2 separate regions of the Homo sapiens genome follow, and region 2 is linked to region 1. The links are chromatin loops, found by intact Hi-C in ENCODE. Cell type or tissue: Calu3. All regions are shown on one strand. Links, peaks and the distances in the headings refer to the core of each region. The heading gives the core; the rest is flanking DNA. Region 1 overlaps MFAP3L (microfibril associated protein 3 like). Region 2 holds the start of LOC105377530 (a long non-coding RNA gene).

Region 1 (15,624 bases), core at 8,700-11,199:
CTTCTGATGTCTTCTTGCCTTTGGAAGGCATCTCATCACTACCTCCAAGTTATGGCCGCCTCTCCTCCTTTCACTGGGTTGTTAGTTCTTGTGCCTAAGTAGTGGATCAAATGTTCCAAAGTCCTCTTTATCATTTCTCCTAAGATGCCCCAGAGGCCCTCATCTGGAATAGAATTTCTGAAGGAGTTCCCTGCTGTCCCAGAGCTCTCCAGACAGCCTTGCACAGCAGATCCACTGCATGATGCTTGCAAAAACCAATGCCACCTAGGTTTTTATTACTTGCGTGCCGTGTTTCTTTCTACCCTTATTTGTCTAGACTAAACCATTACTCCTGCTAGGAGAACTGTCTGGTCTCCTTTTATTCATCCTTCAGGTCTTGGCCAACCCCAGGGAACATTCTGTTACCTTCCCAGCTTGGCCTCCTCTGAATTTCTGTGGCATTTACCTAGTTTAGCCCATAATTGCATATTGCTTTGTATGCAGGTGTCACCAAGATTCTAAGCACCTTTGGGGTAAAGGCCTGGTCTTAAACTGTTTTTAATCCCCATAGTAATTGGTACTAAGTGGATAATAGTGGCCTCATAAGTACTTTCAGTTTATTTAATTGATATGACTGGCTCCTAATTGTGTTTATCACTTAGATAAAGGTGACTACCCAGCGGAGAGATGGGAGAGATCACCTGGAAAGTGTGCTCAGCCTAACAGGGCCCCTTTCCATCAAAGCTGAGAGAAAAGCAAAGTGGAAACCACTGAATCCCTATTTTCAGCTTTCTTCTGGTGATTTTGTTTAATTGCAACAATTTGCCGTGTTGTGACACTGAAAAACACTTAGGTGGAAGACTGATCTTAACCACTAAAGTCAGGAAGATTATTAAGATGGAATAAAATTCTGAAAAATATTGCTTTTATGAACAAAATTTTAAAATAATTAGCTACAATGTTATGAGGGTTGCTGAAGCTTTGGTGGGCACTCAGTGACCACCGTGTGCAGGTAACAGGAGCCCTGGACTGAGAGAAGATGTGAGCTCTGCAAGGGACTTTTCCTGCAGTGTTGGTGGCTTGGCCCCAGATTCTTACGCTGTTGTGTGGGCAGAATCACAGGCCTGTCCCAGCCTTAGAGTGGTGCTGAGGCTCTGATGAGATAACATCTGTGGGGGTGTTTTGTAAACCATAAATGCTAGGTGAATTGTAAGGGGAGTTAGTTATCATAGCACTCTTAAGAATTAAATCCAGTAGGGTTTGAATTACAGGATCTCTTCTGATCTGTTTTTCACCGAGATCCAGTTCTTAGTGAAAGAGCCTATAATGACACTTTATGTGGGAGATTCAGGGAAGTGTTCACGATGCAATTCCAGTTTGTGATAATGGGCTGGTAAAGAGGAAGGAGGAAATGCTATTTAACTACCCTCTCCAGTTATTGAGTGCATCTTTTCAAACAGATGAAATTTTATCCTGATGAAAGAGGAAACCCTAGGTGATCTAGTTCCTACGCTGTGAATTTGAATGGTCTTAATCAAACAACCACAGACACAGGAATGAGGGACTGTGCGACATTTTGAAATATAAATTAAGTAGGTGATTGCTTTTCACTTCAACAATAACAAGAGCATACATTTCTGGCATCTCCGCCTCGTCTTCTGTGTTACCCTGAGCCTCTGTTCACAGGCCTGTCTTTATCACCAGCCTCTCAAATTCCACTGTAAGCAAATGATGCATTTCTGAGGACTGACTTAAAGAAATTTTGGGTTATACTTAGTTCTGTGGTTAAAGAACAGACATTTTCCAGAACTGTCTAAGAAATGAATTTGTACCAAAGGCGAGCAGTAAGTTAGTAATAGGTCTATCTTAGAGGGCATATAAGTAGAATAAATTCACTCCGCAGATATTCAAGTGTTTGCTTTGAGCAAAGTGTGTTTCTGAACAGTGGGGATACATCAGTAAACAGCGGCAACGACAGGAGCCCAGCCCTCTAGGAGCTCCCATCCTAATGGGAGCGCAGTATGTAAACACGTAGTAGTTAATGCTGTAAAGACAAAGGCAGGGTCGAGGTAGGTAGAGCATGATGGGGTGGGCACGGTTTCACATAGGTGACCAGGAAGGGCCTCGCTGGTTGAAGGCCTGAGGGTTCCAAAGGAAATGTTCCAGGTATCCCAGAACTCATTTCAGATGGTGGGAATAGTAAGTTCAAGGATGCCGGGGTTTACCCATTTCAGGATTAGCAGAGCCCAGGGAGGCTGATGGGGATTGAGCGAGCGTAGTGAGGTTGGATATGGAGGCTGTGAATCTGTCAGAGGCCTACTGTCAGGCCATAGCAAGGCTGCCTCTGGCTTTTACACTGAATGACGAACTGCTGGAAAAATGTACATTATAATAATTTAAGAATCTTAGCGTTTTATATTCATTATATTTTGAGACATTCTCCATGCACAGATTGTTACTAATCATTAAATAATAATAAAAGTAATGAATGCATGGTGCTAAGCACAATCAACAATATTTGAATACCAACTCTTTTTTTTAATGGGACAATTATGTTAATGATAAAAATTACATTCCCAAATTGCCATAGTAGACTCAAGGCCTCTCTGAATTATCAAGTGAAATGAAGGTTTCAAGGCCCAAAGACACGGGCCTTGGTCAGACCCCCTGTGGAACAGCTCGGATTTACACAACCAGCAGTTCTTGGTCTGAAGAGGAAAGGTTGGGTCCGTGGCATGGCTACAGGCACTAAGTTCACCACCCACTCTTAGTCCAGGTAACAGGGTAAAAGTAGTGAGGCTCAGGCTTCACTCCAGCCTGCTCTGGTGGTGAAGTTGGAGGGAGAAACCTGCAGCTGTGCCCAAGAGGACCGGCCCGTCTTCCATATAGGAAGTCCTGGAGGAATCTGGGCTGATTCACATCTGCAGTGAGATGAGGGCATCTGGAGAGGGTATGAATGGGGGGCGTCCTAATACTTTCAGAGCTTGAATCCATTTACTCCCTCATTTTATTGTCCAGAATGTAAGGGACACACAAGAAGTTGTCTTGCCTATGGAGAACAAGTTCTCACAGGCTGCGTGGCGCACAAGCTGTGTCTGTGGCCATCTGCCAAGTCACAAATGGCTTGGCCATCACAGTGCTTTGCCCCAGTTGTATTTACTGCAATGGAATTTTTAGCAGTGCACCAAGAACTCTCTTGTTCTTTCCCTTTTCTCTTTACCCCTCACCGTTTCTTCCCTTTTCCAACCCCAGTCTTACTCCTGGTTGTCATGATCATACTATGATAGATTTGGAAAGGACCTAAGAGATGGGTCTGAAGCTCGGAGAGATCAACTGACTCCCAGGCGTCATCTCCTAGTAAATAAAAAATGGAGGAAAGGAGTAAGTATCCTCACTCCCAGCTTGTGGGTCTTAATCCTAAAATTCTAAACTCATCTGCTCTTCACACATCACCCCAGAATTTCTGTTCTTGACCTTAACCTCAGAGCCCAACCCATCTCTTATCCCAGGCACCTGATCCTATCCATTTGCTGTATTAAAATCTCAGCTCCACGGCTGCAGGAGACCTGCAGTGAATTCTTCACACTGGCTGTTGCTAAGAACACTCGATGTGTTTCTGTTAGAAGTTATTCTGTGTCTCAGTTGGGTACTATTAATACTATCCTTCAGGCTCATCGTGAGTTGAGTAGCTTTATTATGAGCTGTCCCACCACAAAATAATTAACCACCCTTTGTAAGATTGTATGTGAAATTACCCTCCCAGTTCCAGAAAAGGGAGTTTTGTTTGGCCAGTTGGGAAGCTGTGTGTGCACAATCAAATGTGAGGGAGAGGTAGGAATTGAGAAGGGCTCTTTCATTATCAAGGCCTTGCGGGTTTGCAAACGATCCAGAATTAGCAAGAAAATGTAAACTCACAATTATTTCAGGTCCTGAGTCATATTAGGAAAGCATATTAAGAAGATTGCCCTCTGATTTATAGACAATGTGCTCTGTGGGCTGCAGAGAGGGCAGGGTTTGCTTCCTCCATCCAGGCAGAGCGCGCACAGCCTGGACTTGTGGGCAGGCAGCCAGGGATCAGCACCTCCATAAAGCACCTCCCTGATACATGGCATCTTCTAGCCATTTTTCTAGCCAAAAAAGAGTTCTGACTCACTGATGTGTCCAGGCTTCCAGACATCCATCAGCTCCTGCCTGGTTTCACTCTGAATGTAGGAGCTTCACACTAAATACATCAGGAACTTCTTGGAAAATGGGCTTGAGATCAAATAAAAACAATTGAAAGCTGGCAGAAGTAGTGCCATCTACAGATTAGCAGGTGACATAAATTCACTGGACTAGAATGAAAATTCGAATCTCTACATGCATACTCCAAATGAGTAGGAAGAATGTTTTGAAAGGACATAATTTTTTAAAGGGGGGAGATGTTGGAACAATATTCTAATGAAAAGAAAGACAGCAGCTAGAGATGCTTCTGTACCAGCTTAGGTTGAATATAGACTCTAATAAGGACGGTGTCAAAGATCAAAGAAAAATGTGAATACAGCATTGTAACCCTCTGATGTGCATTGTGATCCGTTTTAGGGATTGGCCTGGCAGCATAAAGGCCCCTGCATCAGTGTGTCTGTCCCATTTCTATTCAGTTTCCAGATTTGGCTAATTCCTTGGATCATCAGATTTCTGGAGAAATGTCTCTCTGATCAATTAAGAATGACCCAATTAATACGATGAGCCATGGTGGTGCCACTGCACTCCAGCCTGGGTAACAGTGAGATGCTATCTTAATATATGAATGAATGAATAAGAATAAGAATTTGACATTATGTGCTCAAACATCAATAAACTCTTCTAAATGATATACCTGTGATTAGAATAGCCTGCACTGCATGTTTCAAGTGCTAGAACAATTTAATAATTGGCTTTATGGAACCAAGAAAACAATCCCAGGTCTGATCTGAGGTTATTATTAGCAGTCATGGTCTTTTTATTTTTTTTCTAAGCCACTAAATTAATTGCATGACCGTATGCAATACCATACCTTCTCTAGGCCTCCATTTTTTAGAGTAAAGAAAAACCTTTATGAAAATACATCCAAGTTTTTCCAAGTCTAATGTTCTAGTTCTGAGAAGAGATGTGTAGACCTGTTTTTATCTTGCTTGATAATTATATATCTATAGAGAACAACCTTTAATGTAATTTTTTCCCTCCTCCTTTATAAGGGTTTGTGGTTCTTTTTCTCTTTAAAAGACTGTAGTAAAGGTCCCTTGAGTATCTCCCTTCTGATGATCAGGCTTAACCAACATTTATGTTTAGTAGGATATCAACAGTATCTCATCTCCATATTAGAGTGATTTTTTAAAATAATGATTTGATGACCCTGGGCAATTTAAACAGTATATTTCTGAGAGCTTTATTTTGTATTATTTTTACTTTTAATCAGAAAAACATACCATGTGAACAAAGTGTGGAGATTCAAGAATAGTTTCTTAATATTATGCCCCATTAAAAATAAAGTTTTATGAAGATGGCATCTCTGGGCCTATAGTTTGTTTTTAAGTTTGAAAAACAGTGATTTAACCCAGATCAGTTTTTGAAAAAGTACGTGCCTTCTGTGTATCAAAAAAAAAATAACAGCATAAAATAAAATTCTGTAGAGGCCGAACATTAGTGTAGTTGGAGTAATAATGTGGTACCCCTCTCAGTTGTTCCATGGGCTTAAACAGCTCATCTGGTGGCTGTTCACAGCAATCCAGCAAGTCTGGGTGTATATTTAGTTCTACCCATTAAGTAGCTGGAAATTATCCTAACACTACACAATTAATAAGTGCGTATTGTACCAAGAATGCCATGAGGTCTCTCCTGAGTCTCACTTTCCTCCTAAGGGCCAACTACTTTAAAAAGACAGGCTCTAATTCTTCTCATGGTGTGCTGCTGTATAGCTCTTAATTTGTGAGTTTTTATATGTAAATGTCATGACTGTGGTTTGTCATCACAACACCCTCCATCAGCCAGGGGTACAGAGAGAGAAGATGGTGAAGCTAGGAGGAGCAGTGAGGAACCAGGCAGGAGCGACCGTGTACTCTGCCAGGTCACTGCTAGCAGACAGGCCCTCATCCAAGAGTGGCAGCAGAGTGCAGAGTGCTGCCCAAGGGAGTGGTTTGTTGAATTTCTTAATTTGTGTATTCTACTGACAGTGCCAGCCATTGGTTTTTAGTAAATGAGACACTTGCTTCCTAAGAGCTGTCTTTATAATCATAGGTGCCACTGGTCAGGAGGTCTTGTACTACTTCAACCTGCTATCAGATAGTCATTCTGTACATTCTAATTCCTGTACCTCTTTGCATCTGCCAACTTCTTTCCTTCCCCACTGCTTTTGGTTCAGGCCCCCGTTCATTTCCTTCCTGGATATTGTATAATACTAGTCTCCTAGCCAGGTCTACATCGCAGCCATATGAGGATCAAGCTGATCTTTGTAAACACAGAACTAGCCCTGTCACTTCTCCTTTTCAAAACCTGTGAGTGCCCCCATCCTTGGCGTTGCATACTATCCGGTCATTTTCTGGGCCAGCCTGCCTTTCCAACCTACTTCCCCCTCCTCTGTTCTTGCACACACCACCTGGCCATCAGTGCCTAATTACAGACATTTCCCCAGGTTCTCTGTAATCGTTTCTTTCAATATTCTATTCCTCTTTTGGGTCAGCTTCTCTCCCCTGGTCCACTTGGGTACTTCTTTAAAGAATCACTTCCAGAAAATTCTTCCTGGCTCATCCAAACTATTAATACTTCCATCTCTTGTCTGGTGCCCCAGTGGATCTTTGACACCCTGTGATGGGCAGCTGTCACACTGTCCTGTAACTGTCGATATATGTTCCTGTGTCCCCTGCCGGATTCTGACAAGAGGGGAGAGTCCTGTGTCCCCTTCCGGATTCTGACAAGAGGGGGAAGGCCTCAACCCCTGGCAGTGCACCCAGCGCAGGTCATTTCTCAGGTAATGCATATCAATTTGGATTGAACTGATCCCCTTTAGATGCTTCTAAAACTAACCTAAAAGCAATGCCCTTTCATACTTTCCTGTGATTATCACATTTGCCATCTGAATTAGGTATTACCTTTGTGTGATTAGAGGCATCAAGAATCTCTGTACAGAAATAGACTCTAGAACATGGACAAGAAAGGGCAAGAAAGGGCAGTATGAATCTCTGTAATAGGACTTTGGGCATTGAGATAGGACTTAACTGATTTATCACTTAAATGATTTGACTCTGGACTGCAGTAATTGCTAAAGGAACATTTTTTTTCCACAGATTTCTTGGCCCTTGACTTTAGATTCCCATATGCGTCTGTTTGTTTTCATGCTGCTAATAAAGACATACCTGAGACTGGGTAATTTATAAAGCAAAGAAGTCTAATTGATTCACAGTTCCACATGGCTGGGGAGGCCTCAGAATCATGGTGGAAGGCAAAGGAGAAGCAAAGGCATGTCTTACACGGCAGCAGGCAAGAAAAGAGCTTGTGCAGGAGAACTCCCATTTATAAAACCGTTAGATCTCGTGAGACTTACTACCACAAGAACAATATGGTGGAAACCACCCCCATGATTCAATTATCTCCACTTGGCCCCACCCTTGACACATGGGGTTTATTACAATTCAAGGTGAGATTTGGGTGGGAACACAGCCAAACCATATCACCATAGTTTATATTCAGAGATCACCCTAATTATCTAAAATTCAGTATAGTTGATGCTTGAACAACATGGGTTAGGGGCACCCACCCCCCCGCAATGCAGTGGGAAATCTGTGTATAATTTTTGACTCCCCAGAACTTAACTACTAATAGCCGGTTGTTGACCAGAAGCCTTTCTGATGACATGAACAGCTCATTAACACATATTTTGTATGCTATGTGTATTATATACCATTTTCCTACAATAAAGTAAGCTAGAGAAAAGACTGTTATTAAGAAAATCTTAAGAAGGAGAAAATATATTTGCCGTTCACTAAGGGGAAGTGGATCATCGTAAATGTCTTCAGCCTCGCCATCTTCAAGTTGAGTAGACTGAGGAGGAGGGGGAGGGGCTGGTCTTGCTGTCTCATAGGTGGTGGATGTGGAAGAGGGGGAAGGAGAGGCAGGCACACTCAGTGTAACTTCTGTTAAAAAAGAAAAAACCTGCATGTAAGTGGACTGAGTGGTTCAGACCCATGCTGTTCAAGAGACTCTATGCTGATCCTGAAAGGTGTTAGGTGGGATAGAATGAGCCAGTGAGAATTTTGTTCTCATTTTTTTTAATCGCAAAAGAAAATATTTTTAATTTTTGTTTAAAAAAGACGTGGATATTTTGAATTCATTATGATATATGGGAAAGGAAGTGGCAGAAACATATTCATAACTGAAATGGCTTGAGTTGACTACCAGTTTTGAAAAGTTAGTATTCATGTCTTAATGAGTATTTTAGTGCCACTTTCCAATTCATATGAAATGGGGCTTCCCTCTCCATGCTTCATGAGTATAACCCTGTGAAGAATGTGTTTTCATCCAGAAGGTAGCTTATGTGCCTGTGGCATCATTCCCACGCAAATTAAAATAGGGGTAACTCTCAGTAGGTGTTGCAACAAAATCCAGTTGTATCACTCTACAAATTATTCATCAGAGTAGTTGGGGCAATACCCAAATTGACTCTGCCAAGAAAAAACAATAATATTCATTTAGTACAAAACACCCCTTACACAAGAGGTCCTTTTCCTTCTAGCTCCAGAAATACATGGGCAACAGTCTTATTGATTATAGGTGGAAAAAGAAGAAATAGGACTGAACAAAGCATTTTATTAAACATTTTTAGATAAAATCCAATGGCTGGGAGGTAGGGAAGGGGTCAAAATAAAGAACATTTGATATTTGCTAAATATTTCTCTTTTGTTCTATTTATAGAAAATAAAGTAGTCTATCAAAGTTTTCCCAAAGATTATGAGGTTTAACAACTTGTCCATTGTAGCTTTTGTTAAGCCCTGGTTTTGAAAGCTGTGGTCTTTGTTCTTGTATTTTGAAGGACTGCATTTTAAGCTGCTGGATTATAGTACTTAGGGTTTACTCTTTGCTGGCTCAAATCCCTTTCACAATGTTAGATTGTTATTTTACTCTTTGCTGGCTCAAATGTCTTTCACAATGTTAGATTGTTATCAACTAAACTTTTTTTTTTTTTTTTTTTTGAGACAGCGTCTTGCTCTGTCGCCCAGGCTGGAGTGCAGTGATGCCATCTCGGCTCACTGTAACCTCCGCCTCCTGGGTTCAAGTGATTCTCCTGCCCCAGCCTCCTGAGTAGCTGGGACTACAGGAGCACACCACCACGCCCGGCTAATTTTTGTATTTTTAGTAGAGATGGGGTTTCACCATATTGGCCAGGCTGGTCTCGAACTCCTGACCTCGTGATCCGCCTGCGTCAGCCTCCCAAAGTGCTAGGATTACAGGCGTGAGCCACCATGTCCAGCTCAACTAAACTTTTCATGGTGCTGTCTGTAAGATCCTAATCCAACAAGCTGAAAAGGTACATTTGCAGAATATTTTGCCAGCGTCCAGAGTCACGTGATATCTTATGTTCTTCAGGCAACACATTGTAATTTGTTCTTAAATAATTGCCGTTGGATTCCATATAAGCATGGCTTCATACAGCAAGTGTGTAAACGTGATTATGGGTGCCTAGCAATAAGGAAATCCTACTGAACTATATGTGCAAGTTTTTGCTATCCAGGAGCTGTCCTTGTAATCGAGAAGGAATTTACTCAAAACAGAAAAGTGCAAGATCATACACCAGGGAGCAGTGTCAAGTTTGGTAGGTGCACATGCGATGGGGTGATGAGAAGGACTAGAAGTTTCTACCCTGTGAGCCATGGGACTCACAGAAAGGGAAAGGCAGAAGAGGGCCTGGATGCTGGATGGGCAGTCAACAAACATCATCTCTAGGTGGCACCCAAGCTGTTCGGTGCCCCTCCTTCCTACCCAACTCCAAGCCCATAGCACCTAGAGAACATATTGAAGTTATCTGTATGTCTTTCCACTACTAGACTGTGAGTGGACATGGTCTGTGGTTTATTGAGCTTTGTGGCACTTCCCATCCCCTAAATCCTGGCAGTGTGCCCGGCACATAATAAATACCTTTTGAAAAATCTGAAGTGAAAGAGTAAATTGAAAGTAAATTCTTACTAAAACTATTAATTCATTAGTGTTAATTCAGTGCTTACTTTGAATCAGTTTTCACAGAATTTTAGAGCAAAACGCTGTGATACAAACAACCTGTAAATGATGCGTTATGTCTTCTGTACCTTAGTGACTTTTCCAGATGGGAGAGGATGGGAATAAAAATGAGGAAGAGGGAAAACATTTTGCTAACTGAAATCCCTGCATAAAACGAAAGTCTCTGCTTCTGTATCTCGTAAGGTCTCTAACGGAACTAGATTCCATTTCAGAACAGTTGGCTGTGTTTCTAGCCCAAAGCACCTACTGACATTATTAAAATATAATAGCACAGCAGTATCCCCTTCTCTTTACTCTGCTAGCACAATGTGTTTGAACGTAGAAAGCCAAATGTGGAGAGCCTCTGTTTGAAAACAGCTCTTGAGATACACACTTTAAAATTCAGTTTGATTTTCCATTTGTGGCATTTTCTTTAACTGGGGGGAAAAGTTATATTTACCACCCATATTTATTAGAACCCATCTCCCAACCTGCCTTGTCTCTGATTCTCCCCTGTGGTATTTAGCCAGGCATCTGCTATGGCTCGGGCACCAGGGAGTCAATAATGAGTGACCCAGCCCCTGCCCTCAACATGCTCACCACAGAATACACCTAAGGGGGCAGCTCATGCATTCTCAGACTTGAGCCCCTGCAAAGGACCCAGTGCTGAAAGTCATTTATAATTATTTATAATTTATAATAACGTTTTAAGCAAAACTCAAGATCTGGCTTTTAGAAGACATAAAAATAGATTGGAGAAGCATCATTTCAATAAAGGATGCTTTATACATTGTGCTAATAATTCTTGTTTATCAAGGCAGCAGTACATAGGTGTTTGGTATACATTTGATTGTGAATCCTTATAATTGTCTTGTACTTGCCCAAGACACACAGCCAGCGAAGGTGGTTATGTCCAGAATCCTGGCCTGGTCTCTCTCAAACCTGAGGCCATGCTCTTCACAGCTATTCTGTATCGAATAGGTCAGCTTTCCAACCACAAAGGAAACCACAAGTTTAGCCAAGTAAAGAAAGACATTTGCAAAGTCATGGCAGGGTGTCTATCATGCCATTGCAGTCTGTGCTATCTCCCTTCGCCACAGGGTTTCAGCTGGTGGCGTAATGTGTTGGCTTCCTAGGGCAGGAAAGCACTCCAGTTTAGTGGGGTTTATGGAAATCTATGGCAAAACAAAACTCTTTTCTTTCCTACTGAAAAAAAATATGATCTGAAGCTAATTTATCATCACCAGGTACCCCTTCAGTGTTGTTGTAGGCAGAATTGAAATAATAACTTCTGCCTTTGAAGAAGGCATGGCTATAGAATTAGAATGAAATGGAGGATAGAGGACTAGGTGAAGGTTAGATCTTTGGACATAGAAGTGCCGCCAACCGTAATGTCTGGTGATGTTCCCCAGCCTGTGGGAGGCAGATGAGATTGAAACCAGGGTGTACATGAGTGACCTGGAGCCCGTAAGTAACAGTAACACAGAGCAGAGAGCGCTAGATGAGGTGGAGCTCAGAGGAGCATGGGAAGTTGAATGAGACAGTAAGGAGCATTCTGGAAGCTATAATGGGTAGTTAGGAGAATGCCAGAGTGATTCTGATGCAGTCCTTCCAAATGCCGGCAGAGCCCAAGCTGTGACCAGTGACGCAGACTGGAAGTCCCGTTTACTGGGAGAGAAGAGGTTAAGGAACACCCAGGTGAACAATTAGGTCCTCCACAATGAAGACAGGTAATGTGGAGGAAAGAGAGCTTGTCATGGTAAGTGAAAGCAGCCTGAATCCATTTTTGCGCTCTATGAAGCAATATATAAATTTAATATAAGAAATATTTGTTCCTATAAAATCTATATGTTTTGATAGCAAAAAACAAAATTATGATTTCTGTGAAAAATATAATTCACATCCGGAACATCTTATGGTTGTGTTTTGTTTAAAAAGTATGTAGGTTTGGCCGGGTGCGGTGGCTCACGCCTGTAATCCCAGCACTTTGAGAGGCCGAGGTGGGTGGATCACCTGAGGTCAGGAGTTCGAGACCAGCCTGGCCAACACGGTGAAACCTCATCTCTACTAAAAATACAAAAATTAGCCAGACATGTTGGTGGGTGCCTGTAATCCCAGCTACTTGGTAGGCTGAGGCAGGAGAATCACTTAAACCTAGGAGGTGAAGGTTGCAGTGAGCCAAGATCGCCCCACTGCACTCTAGCCTGGGCAACAGAGCAAGACTCCCTCTCAAAAAAAAAAAAAAAGTATGTTGATGTTTGTATTTTAGCTGCATTGCTAACCGTTTATAGTGTTTTGAATGGATGAATGCTAATGTTTATGTGTATATATTTTTGTTTTCTTAAAAACAGGTTCTTGCTCAAGTACCAACTCTATGGACCCAGGACAGGTTTGTCCCATGACCTGCTGTGAACAGTGTGTTGTCTGATAGAAGATTCGGTTGGCAAACCATCTCTCTATTGCCTTACAGAGCAAGCAAAGAAGATGGATCGATTGAAGAGCCATCTGACTGTGTGCTTTCTACCTTCTGTGCCCTTTTTAATCCTAGTATCCACTCTAGCCACCGCTAAGAGTGTGACTAACAGCACTTTAAATGGCACTAACGTGGTCTTGGGCTCTGTGCCCGTAATCATTGCCAGAACTGACCATATCATAGTCAAGGAAGGGAACAGTGCCTTGATTAACTGTAGTGTTTATGGCATCCCTGACCCACAGTTCAAGTGGTATAATTCCATTGGCAAGCTGCTGAAAGAAGAAGAGGATGAGAAGGAGAGAGGAGGAGGTAGGCTTTAAAGTTGTATCAAATGTCATAATAAAATATAAACAGGAGCTTTGGAGCCAGCACCCGTGATGTTAGTTCTTCTCATGCAAATGATTTAAAGATCTCATCTTGTCTTGTTTTTCTAAGGCAGGAGAGAATATATATCCTTAAGGATTCAAAGAAGCAATTAATTCATTTTTTTCCCTCATTGACACAGAAGACAAAGGACAAACACAGAAGTCTTTTTAAAGGCTTCTTGGAATTTTGTAATATAATACATCCAATACATTATAGAGACAAATGTAAAATGGATTTTCCTAAATAATATATTCAATTTTTAAGGGAGTTTTGTTTTCTTTCATGGAGATGGCTGGAATAAACAATATAGCCATTGTTTATCATTAAATGTCCATTTAATTCATTGGCCGTGGATTTAAAGACCACACTTCTGAAAGAAACCTCAGTGCAAGTCTCAGCCACTGGCTGGGATTCCTGGAGACCTGGCTGCAGTTTCTAGGCTGAGGCAGGGAGGGAGGGAGGATGCAATAACAAGGAAGGATGTGGGACAACAGGAGACTGCTTGGTTTTTAATAAATGCATTTCTGACCAAAAAGTGTGAGTCACCTCACTCCGGGAAAGACTAGCCAGAGAGAGGATTGGGTCTTCGGGAATCGGTGCATTTCTTGTTTTAGATGCGAGAAGTAATTGTCTGAAAACCCAATCCTGGTCAGATTGACCAGAAGGAGTTAATCTGCTTTCCTAGGCATTTACTGTGTGAAGTAGAGGGGTTGGGGTGGGGGAGTGAAAAGAACATTGTTCTAAAGTAGCAGCTTATTAGTTTCTTCCATTCACATTGCCCTCCTGTTCCACAATTCTTTAACCAATGAGCAATCCCCAAAAGAGTTTCTGCTCCAGGAAAACCTACATTTTAAATCTCTTTCCCTCATTTTATCTTAATTGCCCTGAAAAAAGAATAGAGGCTAATGCTGTATATCTCCTTAGGAGCTAAGTGAATGGAGTTTTCTTGCAGTTGCCTACTTCTGGTTCACAGCTGTGTTCCGAATGGTTGAGGCTGCTAGCCGTCTAATTGGCCAGGATGTGGGGTTTGCTGTAGTGCTGTCACTTACATTGCTTTTGGTTAGCCAGTCAAGGTTGTAGAGCATTATAAAGCTTCTTCCTTTAAGTCAAAATATTACATATTATGAATCGCGTTTAACCTAGGAGAGTCGAACTTTTACCCACCAAGAGGAATTGTGGGACCATAGCAAAGTTAAATTAGAACTCACATTGAAGACATTATAGTTCAAATACCCATTTACTGAAATTTGCCCAAAGTCCTGCTATTATTAAGTGGCTATGACTAGGCCTGTAATCCCAGCACTTTGGGAGGCCAAGGCAGGCAGATCACCTGAGATCCAGAGTTTGAGACCAGCCTGGCCAACATGGTAAAACCCCATCTCTACTAAAAATACAAAAATTAGCCGGACATGGTGGCACGTGCCTGTAATTCCAGCTACTCAGGAGGCCGAGGCAGAATAATCTCTTGAACCCAGGAGGCAGGCGTTGCAGTGAGCAGAGATCACGCCACTGCACTACAGCCTGGGCGACAGAGTGAGACTCTGTCTCAATTTTAAAAAGTGGCTATAACAAGAACCTTCACTACTGACAGTGGAAAGGTGAGGGAACACAACCCCTAGCCCACACTGGTTTTGGTTCCTACAGCCACTTCCTCCAGGACAAGTCAGAAGGCAGTGATGTCACACTTGTGAATGGAGGGCAATAGCCATGGTAACAAAGACACTGCAGGCCAGGTACCTTAGCAGGTCTTTCTGCAGGGCTGAGCTATCGCTAGGGAACCCACGGTGACTGAATCAAAGGGAAGAAAGACCCAAGACCTGGATCTCCCTTTTACATGGACCCTAAAGCAAAGGTTATCCCTGGGTATTAAAAAGCTGGGTTGGGGCACTGAACTCCTCAGTCCTAGAGAGGAAGAGAACTGTGGGAATAGCATAGCACTGGGGCCTGAATTTCAGTTCCAACATTTCGAGGATTATCCCAAAGTGTAGTATCTTACTGCGTCTGAGATACATATGTGGTATCTTAGCGAAAAGGTCCTTGTAACTGCTGACTCAGCGTTGGCAAGCTGACTCTGCACCGTCCCTCCTTCATCTGTGTATTGAGGGCATTGAACTAGTTGGTAGTTATATTTGGCTCCATTTTCTTTTGTTTGTGGGTGCTAAGATGGACTATAGTAGTAGCCTGTCAGTAGACCCCAAGCTAGTGGCCGCCAGTCAAAAGCCTTTGCCACAGAGAACTGCTCCATCAGAATTCAGCACTCTGGTTTGTAGCCAGCAGCCTTGCTGATAAATCAGTTAGCTATTTTAAATCTCTTTAAAACTTTCAAGTTTTAAAAAGAACTCGTGATACTAGTACTTGATGTTCCAGCTCAGCTTTTGTAATTACAATGCATGATGGTAATTTCAGAGCATAAGCAACATGGGATAATATACAAAGCAGTGTACCTAACAACCAAGCAATACACAGAAAACAACAGAAACGAGAGATTCTTGCTCAAAAAATATCAGAATCTGAGAGCTGGAATGGCCTATTGGTAAACCCACAGTCTTTAACTTTTCATTTTTGAAGGGGGAAATGTCCAT
Region 2 (15,624 bases), core at 6,728-9,227, 100 kb after region 1:
GGCAAAACTTTCAGAACTCTGTGAGAATGATTAACGTGACTTTTTTTTTTTTTTGAAAGTTTTGACTTCAGATTTAGCTTATGGTCTCGGGAGCTCAGGTTTCAAATGTGTAAATTATATTATTTGAAGTGAAAATGTGATACATGCTTTGGGTTTTATTTTATAATTTAATATAAAATAAGCTTTAAAAGCTATGGTTTTTACAAAGAAAACTTGAAGGATTTTGTTTTTTAAGACTGATAAGTAGGAGTTGCGCTGGCAAAATCTAAATAGTAACTTCCAATTTAATTCTAATGTTGATGGATATGACAACTAAAGTATTGTGTTCTTCATGTTCCGATCCTGTGAGTAAAGGAGATGCTGATAAATGCTACTGTTCTCTCTTTCAAATCTGCATCGCAGATAGTAGTCATGTGCACTTTTGACTAAGACCAAGTAGACGAGAGTTTATAAGAAGCCTAGGAACTGAATGCCAAATTTAGACTTGGGTTTTGAATCCTTCCTATGCCAGAATGATGATGCTTTCCTTAAATAGTTAACCAACTGGTTTGTTAAGCAAAGCATGTTACAGTAATAAAACTAAGGGGGCAGAGATAAGTATGCCTCTACATAGTTATATATGACTAGAGAAGAAAGACTAGTATTTTATACACCAGGGGTGTTTCTTCCCAAACACTAGTCCCATAAGGCAGGGGTCTCCACCCCCGCTGCCACAGACCGGCCCTGTTAGGAACTGGGCCACACAGCAGGAGGTGACTGGCAAGTGAGTGTTACCGCCCAAGCTCTGCCCCCTGCCAGGTCAGCAGCAGCATTAGATTCTCATAGGATCGTGAACCCTATTGTGAACTGTACATGTGAGGAATCTAGGTTGTGTGCTCCTTATAAGAATCTAATGCCTGATGATCTGAGGTGAAACAGTTTCATCCTGAAACCATCCCCTTTCCCCTCCTACCCATCCTTCCATTCCCCTCCCATCTCCCATCACCCCACCATCCATGGAAAAATTGTCTTCCATGAAACCAGTTCCTGGTGCCCAAAAAGGTTGGGACCGCTGTTATCAACCTTAATATGCAAATCACTTTCACATGTGCGTAACCTTGGAAACCACCTCTGGGATAAACATTATTATTGGCTCCATTTTATAGATGAGAAGTTGACCTTAATGGAGTTAAATGATTTGCAGAACCATACTTAAACACAGATTTCTGGCCAGGCGCGGTGGCTCACGCCTGTAATCCCAGCACTTTGGGAGGCTGAGGCGGGTGGATCACGAGGTCAGGAGATCAAGACCATCCTGGCTAACACGGTGCAACCCGTCTCTACTAAAAAAAAATACAGAAAATTAGCCAGGCGTGGTGGCAGGCGCCTGTAGTCCCAGCTACTCGGGAGGCTGAGGCAGGAGAATGGCATGAACCCGGGAGGCGGAGCTTGCAGTGAGTGGAGATCACGCCACTGCACTCCAGCCTGGGCCACAGAGCGAGACTCCATCTCAGAAAGAAAAACAAAAAACAAAAAAAAACCCCACAGATTTCTTAATTCTGACTCCAAGAATTCAAAAAAAAAAAAAAACCGTTGAAAGTGACTTATTCTATTAGAAATATGGGATAAGTGCCCTTCTTTATTTTCATTTACTGCTATGGGAAACTTGATTACCCCTTCTAAGCCAATATGTCTTCAACATCAAGACACACAAGGTTTCAAAATGTAATTGCATTCTGATACACATAAAGAGTAAAAAAAAAGAATGAAATTAGAGACAGGTCATTCATGGTTAAAAACACTGGCTTTGGAGTCAGACTGGCATCAGACTCAGCTTCCAGTTTTTACTAGTAATGTGAGAGCTTCAGGAAGTTGTTTGACTTCTCTGGGCCTCAGTTTCCTCGTTTGTAAAATAAAAGTAACAAGATCTAACTCATAGGGTGGCTCTAATCATTAAAGAAGATATTACATTCCGAGAGCTTAGTTAATATGTGCTCAATAAATGTTTAAGTCTACTGCTATCATTTATTCAAAAAGCATTACATTGAGTGTGTATTAGATGGTGGGAATATGGAAGGAGAGAATATGGCGCTTGCCCTCATAAATTTTGTATTTTAACCCCAGTTGCCTCCAAAATTTTTATCATAAAGTGCATTATTAAAAAATTTCTGAGCATTATTCCCAAAACATGTATGTATATGTTAATTTATAAATTATATGTATCTATTACTATACTAAAAATTATGTGCATTATAAAACATAAGCAATAAATGAATGCAAAAGAATAAATAATTAAGAACCTACTGAATTATCTTGCACAATCTTTGGAATGTACATACCACACTTTGGAGACCATTGTTTTAGCCCAGGGATTAGCACATTTTTCTGTAAAGGACTGGATAGTAAATAGTTTTGCAGACCACACGAAGTCTCTGCTGCCCAATCTTCTTAGCTTTTTTTTAAAAAAAATTTTTAAGCAACCCTTTTAAAATGTAAAGCAATACTTACCTCCAGAGCTTTGCAAAAACAAAGCTTGCGCTGTAGTTTGACCATCCTGGCTTTACATCGTAGACTGCTCTAGGGTAAACGATTCCAGACAGTGAACTAGTAAACACATAATTACTATAGTAAGTTCTAGATGAAAGAAACTGTTTAGCTCAATGGAGATTAAGGGAGAGGAGGCCAACTTCAGCTAAGATGGTCAGAGAAGATCACATCTCAAGTGAGGCCGGAAGGTGGGGAAGGAGCCAGGCACAGAAGACAGAAGAAAGCCTTCCAGGCAGACGGAAGAACAGGCAAGGACAAGGTCCTCAGGTGGACGAGAACTTGCTTGACCAAGAACTGACAGGAAGTCTGTGTGCCTGGAACTGGTGAAAGAGGGGAAAAGAGCAACATGTGAGATGAGGTTTGTGAGTTGGGCAGAAGCCAGCTTTGGGGAGTCTGGAAGATGATTCCCACCAAGTAAAGCCTCTGAAGCAGAAATGTAGTTAGAGAAGATAAAATCAGCCGATTGTATGTCCCCGGAATGTGAACAAAGTGAAATAATAACCAGAAGGTGGTGGATCAAGGACAGGTTCCTGGGGCAGAAATAAGACTTAAAGAGAAGTCAGTTGTTTTGATTATGTCCTCAAGCTATTGAAGACAATTATTAAACTTATAAATCTTTTATTGTTATTCAACCTTGAAATAAAGTCATGCTGTTCTGACTTTCATGAACCAAACAAACCAACGGAGTTTAGAACAAAGCCCTTCTATTCCCACGTACACATTTTTTTAAGTTGTTCTCTTCAAATTAAAACTGCACTAAAACGTCTTCCTTGGAAGACCACACAGAAGCAGGTAACACTGGCTGCCTCCAGGGAAGGAAACTGGGCATCGGTAGCACAGACGAGGGAGGGGGACAATACACCATGTATCTTATTGTGTTTCCAGATTTTGAACCAGGTCACTCTAATACCTAGTCAAAACGCAAATAAATAAAATTAAATTTAAATTAAAACTTTTAAACCACATTAATTTTGTGCAACCTCAGAAGAACGAAACAGTTCTCTAAAGATTCATTTGACTGAGACAAACAGGCACTCTTGCCATTCGAATAAATATTAACAAAACGTGATTAAGGTAACAATTTTGCAAAGTGGGTGTGTACATGTAACAGCATGATACATAGAAAACGTATAAATTAATGATAAAATTCACTTTAACAGAGAATGGAAGCAGTACAGGTAAATTTTTTTTTTTTTGAGACGGAGTCTCACTCTGTCACCAGGTTGGGGTGCAGTGGTGCGATCTCGGCTCACTGCAACCTCCACCTCCCAGGTTCAAGCAATTCTCCTGCCTCAGCCTGCCGAGTAGCTGGGATTACAGGCGTGTGCCACCATGCCCAGCTAATTTTTGTATTTTTAGTAGAGACAGGGTTTCACCATGTTGCCAAGGATGGTCTCGATCTCTTGACCTCATGATCCACTAGCCTCGGCCTCTCAAAGTGCTGTAATTACAGATGTGAGCCACTGTGCCCAACCCAGTACAGGTAATATTTTAAAAGCCAATTTATACATTGGAAAACAGGGTTGGCAGTTCCTCAAAAAGTTAGAATTACCTTATGACTCAGGAATTCTAGCTGAGGTATATTCTACCTAGGTATATTCCCCAAAGAATATGGAAACATATGTGCCCATAAAAACTTGTGTACAAATGTTTATACTAGCTTATTGATAATAGCCAGGAAAGTAAAAACAATCCAGTTGTCTATCAACTGATGAATGGATGAATAATATGTAGCATATTCATGCAATAGAATATTTTCTGCAATAAAAGGAAGTGCTGATAAATGCTACAACATAGATGAATTTGAAACCTTATGCTAAGAGAAAAAAAAGCTAATGACAAAAGACCACCGATTTTATGATTCCATTTATGTGAAATATCCAGAATAGTCATAGTCACAGAAACAGAAAGGAGATTAGTGGTGGCCTAGGGCTGATGGAGGAAAAGGAGGATGGAGAGTGACTGCTGGTAGGTACTAGGCTTTGTTAGGGGGCATAAAGATATCCTAAAACTAAACCGTGGTGATGATTGCATAGCCCTATGCATATTTAGTGAGTATACTAAAACCCATTAAATTTTACACTTTAAATGATAAATTGTATAATATGTGAATTATATCTCAATAAAGTTGTTTTGGGTTTTTTTGTTTGTTTTGAGACAGGACCTCTCGCTGTAGACCAGGCTGGAGTGCAGTGGCGTGATTTTGGCTCACAGCAACCTCTGCCTCCGGGGCTCAAGCTATCCTCCCACCTCAGCCTCCCAAGCAGCTGGGACTACAGGCGCACACCACCATGCCAGGCTAATTTTTTATTGTATTTTTCATAGAGATGGGGTTTTGCCGTGTTACCCAGACTGGTCCCAAACTCCTGGGTTGAAGCCAACCACCCACCTCGGTCTCCCAAAGGGCTGGAATTATCAGTGTGAGCCACTGAGCCAGGCCTGTTTTGTTTTGTTTTTTTAAGTCAACTTACAAAGGGCTATTCAAGCACCACATTGTAATGTAAAATATAGGTGAACTGCCACCGAAAACAAAGGAATAACAAGGTCAATATATGAACACTTGGATTTATAAAAGTGGAAACCAATAAGACTTCTTTTGTTACCAAAAAAATCAGTTTGGGTTTCGTATTGCACAGAAAGTACGATCTCTGTGGAGTTATTTATTCTGAAACACATCAAGTTGCCTGCAGCAATCCTCTTTCCTAAGTGCCCTTGATTGCACAAGGTGCAGGCTAAAGAGGTGAAAATATTACAAAAATATTAAAAGTCCAGAAATCAATGAGAATGGCCTTTAGGAACCACTTTGATACACACAGACATTCAACTTGTGTGCATCAGGACTGAATTCCCTTCTGCCTATGAGAGAACACAGGTCATGAAACTACAGGAAATCTGCAAATAGATCATCTACTTGTGAATAATAAAGAGTTGGTGCACTGTACACGTATGGCTGATTCCTATAAATCACCCTCTATTGCTAACAGGTTGTTATACTGACAAAGCTGGCAGTAGTTTCTTTCGTTTTGTAAAACATTCCTATTTTGCTTTATAAAGTTTTGTTTTGCCAATTTTGAAAACTCCTATTAAGGGAGGAGACAACCCCTCATATTGTCTTATGCCCAATTTCTGTCTCCAAAAAAAGAAGAACTAAAAGGCAGAAATGGAATCCACAGGCAGATAGCCCAGCACTGCTCCCCAGGGCTGGTAGTTAAAAATCAACCCCTGACCTAACTGCTTGTGTTATCTACAGATTTCAGACATTGTATGGAAAAGCATCGTGAAAATCCCCGTCCTGTTCTCTTCCATTCTCATTACCAGTGCACCCAGTCGCAAGTCACATAACCCGTGCTTGCTCAATTGATCATGACCCTCTCACATAGTTCTCCTGAAAGTTGTAAGCCCTTAAAAGGGACAGGAATTGTTCACTAGGGGAGCTCGGTTTTTGAGACGTGAGTCTTGCCGACGCTTCTGGCCGAATAAAGCCCTTCCTTCTTTAACTTGGTGTCTGAGGGATTTTGTCTGTGGCTCTTCCTGCTACACTATAATCAGTGTTTGAGAGATTCATATAGTAATTGATGATATTATATACTATTTACAGTAAATCTCATTCTTGCCACATAAAATAATTCCAGTGAGTTATCATATACAGTCACATTCAAGTTCCCTACGTAAAAATTCAATGGCTAGAGAGAGGTCTATTTACTCTTTTCTCTAAAACTAAATTTTTAAAGACTTGTCTTAGTCTTAATTTTATAATTTTATAAGAGCAAATTATTTCAGGAATGATGTGTTCAAAGTATTTTTCAAACTTTTCCAAGGCAGAATGACAAGCTAAAACAAATTTATTTATTCAGTTTGTATTACAAGATAGAAAAGTATATAATAGGGAAGAACTTATTACAAATATTGGATAAAAATTATGTATTTGCCAACATTGTCATCCATTAAAGGACAAATTATGGCTTATGGTAGCTCTCCTAAAGTAATATAATTTATATCTTCAGTCTGGACATGTTTCTCCCCTGTAGACTCATATATCCAGCTGCCTATGTGACAGCTCCACATGAATGTTTAATAGACATCTCAACCTTAACACGTCCAAAATATAGCTGCTGATCTTTGACCCCCAAACCAACTCCTCCTGAAATCCTCCCTACCTCAGTTAAGGACAACTCGATGCTTCTAGTTGCTTAGGCCAAAAACTTTGGTAGCAATCTTAATTCTAATTTTTCTCTTAAATGCCACATCCAGTCAGTAGCAAATCCTTCCAGCTCTATTTTCAAAATATATACAGAATTTAAACACAGACTTTCCTCGACTTCCACTGCCACTTCCTAAACCAAGCTACCATCATTTCTTACCTGAATGTTGGCAACAGATTCCTAATAGGCTCACTCGTTACTAATAGGCCTACCATTAACTCATACAGCAGCTTTGTGCAAATTAGAAAAAGATGATCTTCCCCAAGAACACCTGCAAGAACACTGTAGAAATAAATAGTTCACAAAACTCTGATGTCAACACTGTCACGGCCCCCCCCTCCAGATTGTGGTACACTTGTGCAATGCACAACCTGCCTAAGTGTACAAAACTGCCTTGCTTGTTAGTGTGGTATATTTCTATTTATTTTTCTTATTTATTGTCTATTTCTCCCAATAGCATTCACTCTTTGTGAGGGCCAGGATTTCAGTGTCTTGTTCACAGTTGTAGACCCAGCACCTAAACCATACCTGATACATGATATACACTCAATCAATAGATGTTGACCAAAAATGTACAAAGAACAAGGGTCACATCACCAAAGACCCTGGGCATGAGCTGCCAGCAGGTTAACCTAAATATTCTTCTGAAATCACTTGATTAGATGTACATCCTCAAGTACTGTTGATGTGGAAAGAGGATTTGAAAACAGGATCTCTTTGGATGATTAGTTTCCATTGTAACAAACATTGCCATGAAGAAAATCCTTAGTAATGTGTAAGCCCCAGCTGCAGGCAGCAAAGTATAACTGAAAACAAAGTGGATTGGGAGGTCAACAACAGGCCCTCCAAGTCCAGAGTGCGACAAAGCATGGAGACCTGAAAGAATGCACTGTGCTGGGTGGGAATCCAATTGCTTCTATGTGGAGAGGAGCAATTGGAAAGAGGAAGATAGATAGATGGGGCCTTTGCCATCTCTTCTCTGGCCTTGAGATGAGTCATCATACCTAACCATGACCTTTAACAAAACTTTACAGAAGATTGGAAGGTTAAGGACAAATTAACAGATTTATTTACAACAGCTAATAGAAAGAATTGACCTTGGAGCCCAATGGCCCAACCCAATCCTTTAATCCCAACCAAGCTCTCAGCAGGCTGGTTCAACCTCCACCAAAGGGATGCCCCCTAAATGGCCATGTATTTGTTTAGGTCCAACTCTGACAGCACCCCCCCCGCCCAAATAAAAACTTTCTCTACTGATTTAAATGCCTATTTTTGAATTTCCTTCTCCAAAATGATTGACAGTGGGAATAGTCAGCCCCTACAAATAATATCCCATTGTTTGCTCTCAAAACTAGTAAAACTAGTTGGGCATGGTGGCACAGCTACAGTCCCAGCTACTTGGGAGGCTGAGGAGGGAGGATCACTAGAGCCCAGGAGTTATGGGCTATAGTGTGCTATGACTGCACCTGTGACTAGCCACTGCACCCCAGCCTGGGCAACACAGCAAGATCCCATGTCTTAAAAAAACCAATACAAATAAATTTAATTTTTTTAATTTAAAAGAATATGAAATAAGATGAATCAAATAAGACAAACATACTATTTACAGGATACTCCTCAATATCTGAGTTATTCATCCTTATGTAATACCAATGTAGGACACCAATATCCTAGTCCCCACTGCACTGTACTTTTTCAGTTCTTCCTCCAGAGTGAGTTGAAGAGACTAAGGCAGCACATTCCTCTAGCCATGCTCTAGCTTCAAATTCCACACCCCACATGCAAATGCTTAGTAAAAGAAGCCATGAGACATCCAGATTTGGTAGGTGGGAAGGATGTTTCTAATTCTGTAGGGCTTAGCCCTGCTTATGCAATGGAGGCTCTATCACACAGTGCTTGAGAGTGAGGACTCTGGAGCTAGACGTGTTGGATTCCAATCTGAATTCTACTGGTTACTTATCTGTGTGTCCTTGGGCATACTATTGAACCCCTCTGTGTCTCCATTTCATCAATAGCAAGGGATTGTAACAGAATTACTATCAGCCATTACATTAATACAAATAAAAAGCTTACAAGAGTACCTGGCACATAGAATCTGGCTCAACAAATTTTAGTTATAAGTATTGCATTATTAAAGAGGGTATTTAGCATCCCATTTTGAGCATTTTCACTGGGACCCTTGTCAATTTCAGCCAGCCACAAGAATAATATTTAAATCCTCCTACTACTTCTGCATAACCAAAGGTGACTAGCAGAATGGTCTCTTTCTGAACATAGTCTGAACAAAAATAAATTCCAGTCTCTATTCATAGAAGGCAAAAACAAACAAACAAACAAACAAAAACCCTGCTTGTAACTCTTCCAATGACAATATTTTGCAAGTTCAAACAATTTTTTCAAGACCAGTCTTCATTAGGCACCTAGTTAAGAAATCTGGACTTTAGACTGATGGCAATGAGGAGGCAATGAAGAATTTTCTTGTTTTGTTCTTTTTTTTTTTTTTTTGAGGCAGAGTCTCCCTCTGTTGCCCAAGCAGAAGGGCAATGGTGCAATCTCAGCTTACTGCAACCTCAAACTCCCAGGCTCAAGCGATCCTCCCACCTCACCCTCCCGAGTAGCTAGGACTACAGGCATTGTGCCACCACACCCAGCCCAGAATTTTAAATGAAACATTACTTGATCAAACTTGTGTTTTGAGAAGAGCACTCTGGCAACAATGTGAGAGCAGATGAAGGGCTATTGAGAAGGAAGTCCAAGTGCAGGCCACTTCAATTACCTAGACAGGAAATAAGAAGGACCAAACCCAAGGCAACAGGTGGAGGGATTATGCCAAAAGATCTTCCATGACCATCACATCTCCAGAATATCAAATTTAGTAATCACCTATTTTTCAGCTTAATCTTGTATGATGTTAAAAAGTGGTGGGTGCGGCCAGGCACGGTGGCTCAGGCCTGTAATCCCAGCACTTTGGGAGGCCAAGGCTGGCGGATCATGAGGTCAAGAGATCGAGACCATCCTGGCCAACATGGTGAAACCCCATCTCTACTAAAACTACAAAAATTAGCCAGGTGTGCTGGCGCATGCCTGTAGTCCCAGCTACTCGGGAGGCTGAGGCAGGAGAATCGCTTGAACCCGGGACTCGGAGGTTGCAGTGAGCTGAGATCACGCCACTGCACTCCAGCCTGTTGACAGAGCGAGATTCCATCTGAAAAAAAAAAAAAGTTGTGGGGGAGTGGGTGCATGCTTAAACACTTGGCTTCCAGATCTCATACAGGAAAACATGAGCAAATGTCATCTATGAATTTATAGTATGCTTCCTATTAGTGAATGGCTTTGCCTTTCCACAATGATGATTACCCGATAATAAAATTCAGCATTTAAAATAGAAAATTATTAGACTTGGATAATGGCACCCTTTTCTCTGAAAACTTCCAGGACCTGGGCAGGAGGCAGAAAGGGCATGAGGCTCTTCTGGGAATCAGCACACATTCTCCAATAGGCCAGCAGAGTGAGGGGCTTGGAAGGCCAAAGGCCTCTGTCAGAAAGAACCATTGGTGCCGGATCCATGGCACCTCTTTATTTTCTGCGGGCTCTAAGGATGAGCCTGGCAGCTACACTTTTATTGTAGAACAGAATTCAATTTTCAGTTCTTTCTCTTAATCTTTTCCCCTAGAACAGACACAAAAGCAAGAATTATTTCTTCAATAATATGGCGCATCAGCATCTTTATTTTCTCAGCTGCACAAATGCTTTTTAGTATATCATTTGGTCAGCATTATCTTATTCCTATAGAACAAATAATAGAAGCACAGAGAATAACAGTGGGTTACCCAGTGTCACACAGCTAATCAGCTTCCAAGCTGTATGTCATAAAGGTAATCAGCTTCCAAGCTGTAACACTCAATGTTATCCCTACTACATTAGTAGACACCTAGTGAGTCCTTGAATTTCAATCCAGGGCTCCACTCAGATATTGTTTTTGTAAGCAAAAGATAAATTAATCCTACCTTTTGAGAGATAGGATTTAGAAGAAACAAGAAAAGAAATGTTAAGATTAGATAATCTAAGTGAGAAAAGTAAAATAATTAATAATTTTAATCAGTGCCAGAAAAACATTTTCAGCAAATAATGGTCTCACTGATATTTTATAAAACATGAATCCCCATACACGGTATTTCTCTAGTTTCAAGAAGCACTGTAGATGAATTATTTAAAAGGTCATGTTTTCTTCAGCAAGCCTTCCCCTCTTACTTTGTTTTTGTTTTTTTAGAACTACATCTCTAAAGATTTTTTAAATTTTTTATGCTAAAAGAAAATAGTAACTCCTGTGACTGATGTTCCAGTATCCCAAGATACACATTGTCAGATAAGCAAACTATGCAACACTGCATGATATAAAACAGTTTTCAGGAAAAAAATATTAATTTTATCTGGCATATCTGGCATATTTGGGGCCATAAGATTTGCTTTACTCACCGTTAGAATTTCTTCGTGAGTCTTTTCTAAAAAATAGACAAATGATGGTTTAAATTAACAAACTAGGTCTCTACAACCACAATTTCAAGCATTGTCTGTCTCTCCAGAAGTACACTAAGATTGATCTAGTTCTTTCTATTCTTAGATTTCTTCCTTTTATACTTCCCAACTGTCATCATCCTCCAACACGATCAAAAATCAGGTTAAGACAGAAATAAATGTATGTTCCAAGCGCATTTACCTGGGAAGAGTTTTGTTCTCAGAAGGACAAAGTGTATCATAGATCCAGCATCCCTCAGAGGCTGATCGGAGGTGAGTTTACAATTCATACACACACTCACATGTTTTTTCCATAAACTGAAATAATACGGAAGGTCATAACATCTCTCCCACAAGGAAAAGATAGATAGTATGTTATTCTTAAGAAAAGTCAAACGTTTGTGATTTTTTTTTTTGTTCTTTATGCATCTCACTAAAACATATTTCCATCACACTTGTGAATCAGTGATTCACCACCACCCTACACTCCTGGCTCAAGAAAAAGTACAGAACAGGATTTGGGCTGGAAATCTCTTCAGATCTGTAGCTAACAAAGAGCAAATTATTTAAAATATAAACCAAGCTGAAATCACAGCCTTTATTGGGCACTGACTATGCACTAGGCACAGGCAGGCTTGCGTGTGCTGTATCCTTACCACAGTCTATTGAGAAATGTATAATCAACTTAGTTTACAAATGAGCAAAGTCAGGTTAGGAAGATTAAGTAATTTTCCAACATAATACAACCAATACATAGCCAGGCCTGGATTCAAAACCATATCTGCTTTAGTCACTTGTCCCACGAACATTTTACTAAGATGCTGTGAGCCAGGTATTGTTCTAGGACCTGGAAATATAGCAGGGAGCTGACATTCTAGTAGGGGGAAAAAGCAATAAACAAATGCGCGCGTGTGTGTGTATAGATATAGATATACAGTAGATGTAAAGTCAGAGAGTGAGGATTATCACAGAGAAAAATAAAGCAACTGAGAGGAGGATAGAAAGAGAAGAAAAGAGGGTGTGGTTTGGATGGGGTGTCCAGGGAAGACCTCTGGGAAGGTGAATCTGGGCGGGGCTTGGATGGAGTGAGTGAAAAGCAGTGTCAGTATCTAGGGAAAGAGGCTTCCCGGCAGAGGGGGCATCAGGGGCAAAGGCTGAGAGATGGTAGTGATTCTGCAGCATGGTTGAGCAATAGCACCGAGATCCATGTGGCTGGAACTGCAGGCAAGAGGAAACAGAACAGGAGATGAGGCTGGAGGCGCAGCCAGTCAGAAGAACTTTGGGTCCTTGCATAAGGAGATGACAAGAAGTTGGGGGTGTCTGGGGCAGAGGGCTAGATGATCGGTTTCACTCCACGCCACTGTCCTCTGTACGTCACTTCCATCCCCGTAGTACCCAATGTCCCCTCTTGCTTGACCAAAGCCTGAGTTTCTGAAACCTGTTCTAAGACCCATACTGCCCTCACCTGTTTCTCTGATCATAGTTGCAGTTACGTGGCCACTGGTGGCTTGTTACTGTTATCTGTCCTTCTACCCTATGGAAATTATGGACCTCCTAGCTCATCCACTCAGGGCAGCTTTCTGAGTGCTGCCTGGAAAACATCAACCCATGAAGACTGTCATAGACTTTCCAAGGCACAGACCCATCACTTCTGCTTCTCTGTGTTAAAAACATCCCCACGGATTTTATGCCTTGATTTTCTCCTCATGGCACAAGATTCATCCAGATTCACAGCCACAGCCACATCTTCCAGATGGAAGGACAAACATGAGCCCTGATTTTGCTCCAAAAACTGCTAGAAGTTGGGGAAACAGCAACAAACAAGATACAGCCACTCCCCACATGGAGCTCACATTCTCTGCATCCAGGTCACACTCCTCAGTCAGAAAATGGGAGGCGATAGAGAGGGGAATCTTCGTAGTTTGATGAAGTGAACGAAATAAAATTTTTGCATTGTTCTTAGTTGCAACTTTTTTATTTTAAAACATCAGATAACATTAAAGGAAGGCATGTTTTATGTTGGCCAAGAAAAAAATAGGCTTTAAAAGGCTGAAAAACAGTGGAATTGAGGGCTTTAGCAATGACCTTATTTTCATTATCTAGACTGAAGTAGTCCTCCGAGGGGAGAATTTCAAATGTTAGAACAGGAGAGGAAGTGTCATGAAATATGGCTACAGGAGATGATTTGAGGACAGCAGAATCTCCTCAAATTACTCACAGACTGCTCTACATTTGCAAGGGCTGGCCGCATCCAAACATAGGATTTGCAGTCCTATCAGTGCGTTTGAGCGTCCCTAACTCAGCGGTTACATCTCTGTTCTTACTGTCTCTATTTCCCTGACCAGGACTATTTGATGTCCTAGTAAGGTTCTACTCAGCCTCTTTTCTTTATTAAAAACTAATTCTAGCTGGATGCGGTGGCTCACGCCTGTAATCCCAGAACTTTTGGAGGCCGAGGCAGGCAGATCACCTGAGGTCAGGAGTTCCAGATCTGGCCAGCATGGTGAAACCCCATATCTACTAAAAATACAAAAATTAGCCGGGCATGGTGGCGGGTGCCTGTAATACCAGCTACTCAGGAGGCTGAGACAGGAGAATTGCTTGAACCCAGGAGGCGGAGGCTGTAGTGAGCTGAGATCGTGACACTGCACTCCAGCCTGGGCAACAGAGCAAGACTCCGCCTCAAAAAAAAAAAAAAAAAAAAAGGCAGCTAATTCTAAGGCAGGGCAATCTGGACACCTGTCCCTTTATATTTACCCTTCAGGGCACATAACAATGTAGATCACCCAGCAGAGTCCTTGAAACTGATTGACTGATTGACTTCCTCATTTCCTACTTGTCAATTGCCTGTAGGCCTGTGTGTGTGGTAGATCACATCATATATATAATGTGTCAATTATCTATACATGTGTATATAAATATGTATACATACATCTCTGTGTCTTACATTTAGTAACCGCTCATTTTTGGGTTAACAATTTTTTTTTCATCAGGGCTAAAATTTATTTCATTTTCTCACATTTCTCACAACAAAGATTCTCACAGATTTTGTGCTGGAATTTTTTGTTTCATCATGGGAGAAAGATTCATTCAGATTCAGTTGTATCCACTTCTTCTAAGACAAATACTCAGACCACTGTTTCTGAGCCTTATTTTCTCTAGGAGGACAAAGTATCTCCTGGATAGTGACTCCAAATTTTTCTGTCTTGCTTTCTTTCAGAAACAAAGCACTGTCAAGAAATGCTTCCCAGTCTCTAAAAATGCTGAGAGGAGTTGGGGTGGGGGGGTGAAGGGGGTCTCTTATCTTGGCCTTTAGAAGGACTTCCATATAGAACCACTTCTCCATGCCCACACAGTCTTCTCAACACGTCCCCCGTAGGGGCTCCTTCTGTTCTGGTGCACAAGTGGCCCCCGTATCCTACACCTGGAATAACTAAGTCCAAGAGAAGGGCAGCCCAAATGACCAGATTGATGCCTGAGAAAGAGCTCTAAACTGAGATATTTTTACCCTTCAGCTGTTAGACGTGGAAACAGATACACATTCCGCTGTCCTCCAAAACAGGTGAAGACATTTCACAAGCAAATGGTCAGTTGGGTAGCCTTAAGCTGAGTTTCCCCACCCCTCCTACAGTCCTGCTTTTCCTTTCTCTTCTTTCTGGCAATAAATTTCTAGCTCTAATTGTTCTCTATGACTCACACCTTTGACCGATATTTACCCAAGAACCCACTGTGTGCTACTCTGTGCTTGCCGCCACGTGGCTATAGAAGACATTTACTAAAGATATAATCCCACAATTGGAATTGCTGGTGTTTCAGGTGGAACACAAAAACATTCAGGAAACATATATGGAATCTGTGTAGCAGTGACAGAAGGAAGTCCAGATGTGTGGGTTGGCAGGCTTTATGGAAGACAGAGACCCAAGCTGAACTTGGCAGGTTTACACACTGATGTACCAGTGGCTCAGATGGCCATTCCCAGCCAGGCAAAAGCCAAGTGAGAGCAAGATGAGTGGGAAGATCCATGAACATATGTGCTGAGTCCATCCCAGTTACAGCAGCGATGTTCTTGTGTGCTTGTCCAATTTAAAATGCCTAAATATTATTATTATTATTATTTGAGACAGGGTCTCACTCTGTCACCCAGGCTGGAGTGCAGTGGCACAATCTTGGCTCACTGCAACCTCCGCCTCCTGGGTTCAAGTGATTCTCCTGCCACAGCCTCCTGAGTAGCTGGGATTACAGGCGAGCACCACCACACCCTGCCAATTTTTGTATTTTTAGTATAGATGGGGTTTCACCATGTTGGCCAATCTGGTCTCGAACTCCTGACCTCAGGTGATCCGCCCGCCTCAGCCTCCCAAAGTGCTGTAATTACAGGCAT

Evidence for each region. Peaks named below come from ENCODE experiments on the same cell type or tissue, not always from the same donor. Only the 100,000 strongest peaks of a DNase experiment are listed, where the experiment ranks them.
Region 2: it touches region 1 in a loop (1.9-fold over the local background); 3 of 110 quality-filtered maps call a loop at or near these places.

Annotation. Positions count from the first base shown.
Region 1 is chr4:170,002,941-170,018,564 of GRCh38, reverse strand. MFAP3L (microfibril associated protein 3 like) reads left to right here. Exons shown (of 3, transcript NM_021647.8): 2 at 12,555-12,985. The coding sequence starts at 12,688. Among named protein-coding and RNA genes, the nearest start is that of MFAP3L, 16 kb to the left of the region's middle. In Calu3, for the core only: no CTCF peak of the experiment used is centred there; a DNase peak (open chromatin) is centred at 9,934.
Region 2 is chr4:169,899,932-169,915,555 of GRCh38, reverse strand. LOC105377530 (a long non-coding RNA gene) reads right to left here and starts at 2,838. Exons shown (of 4, transcript XR_939439.3): 1 at 2,488-2,838. In Calu3, for the core only: no CTCF peak of the experiment used is centred there; a DNase peak (open chromatin) is centred at 8,125.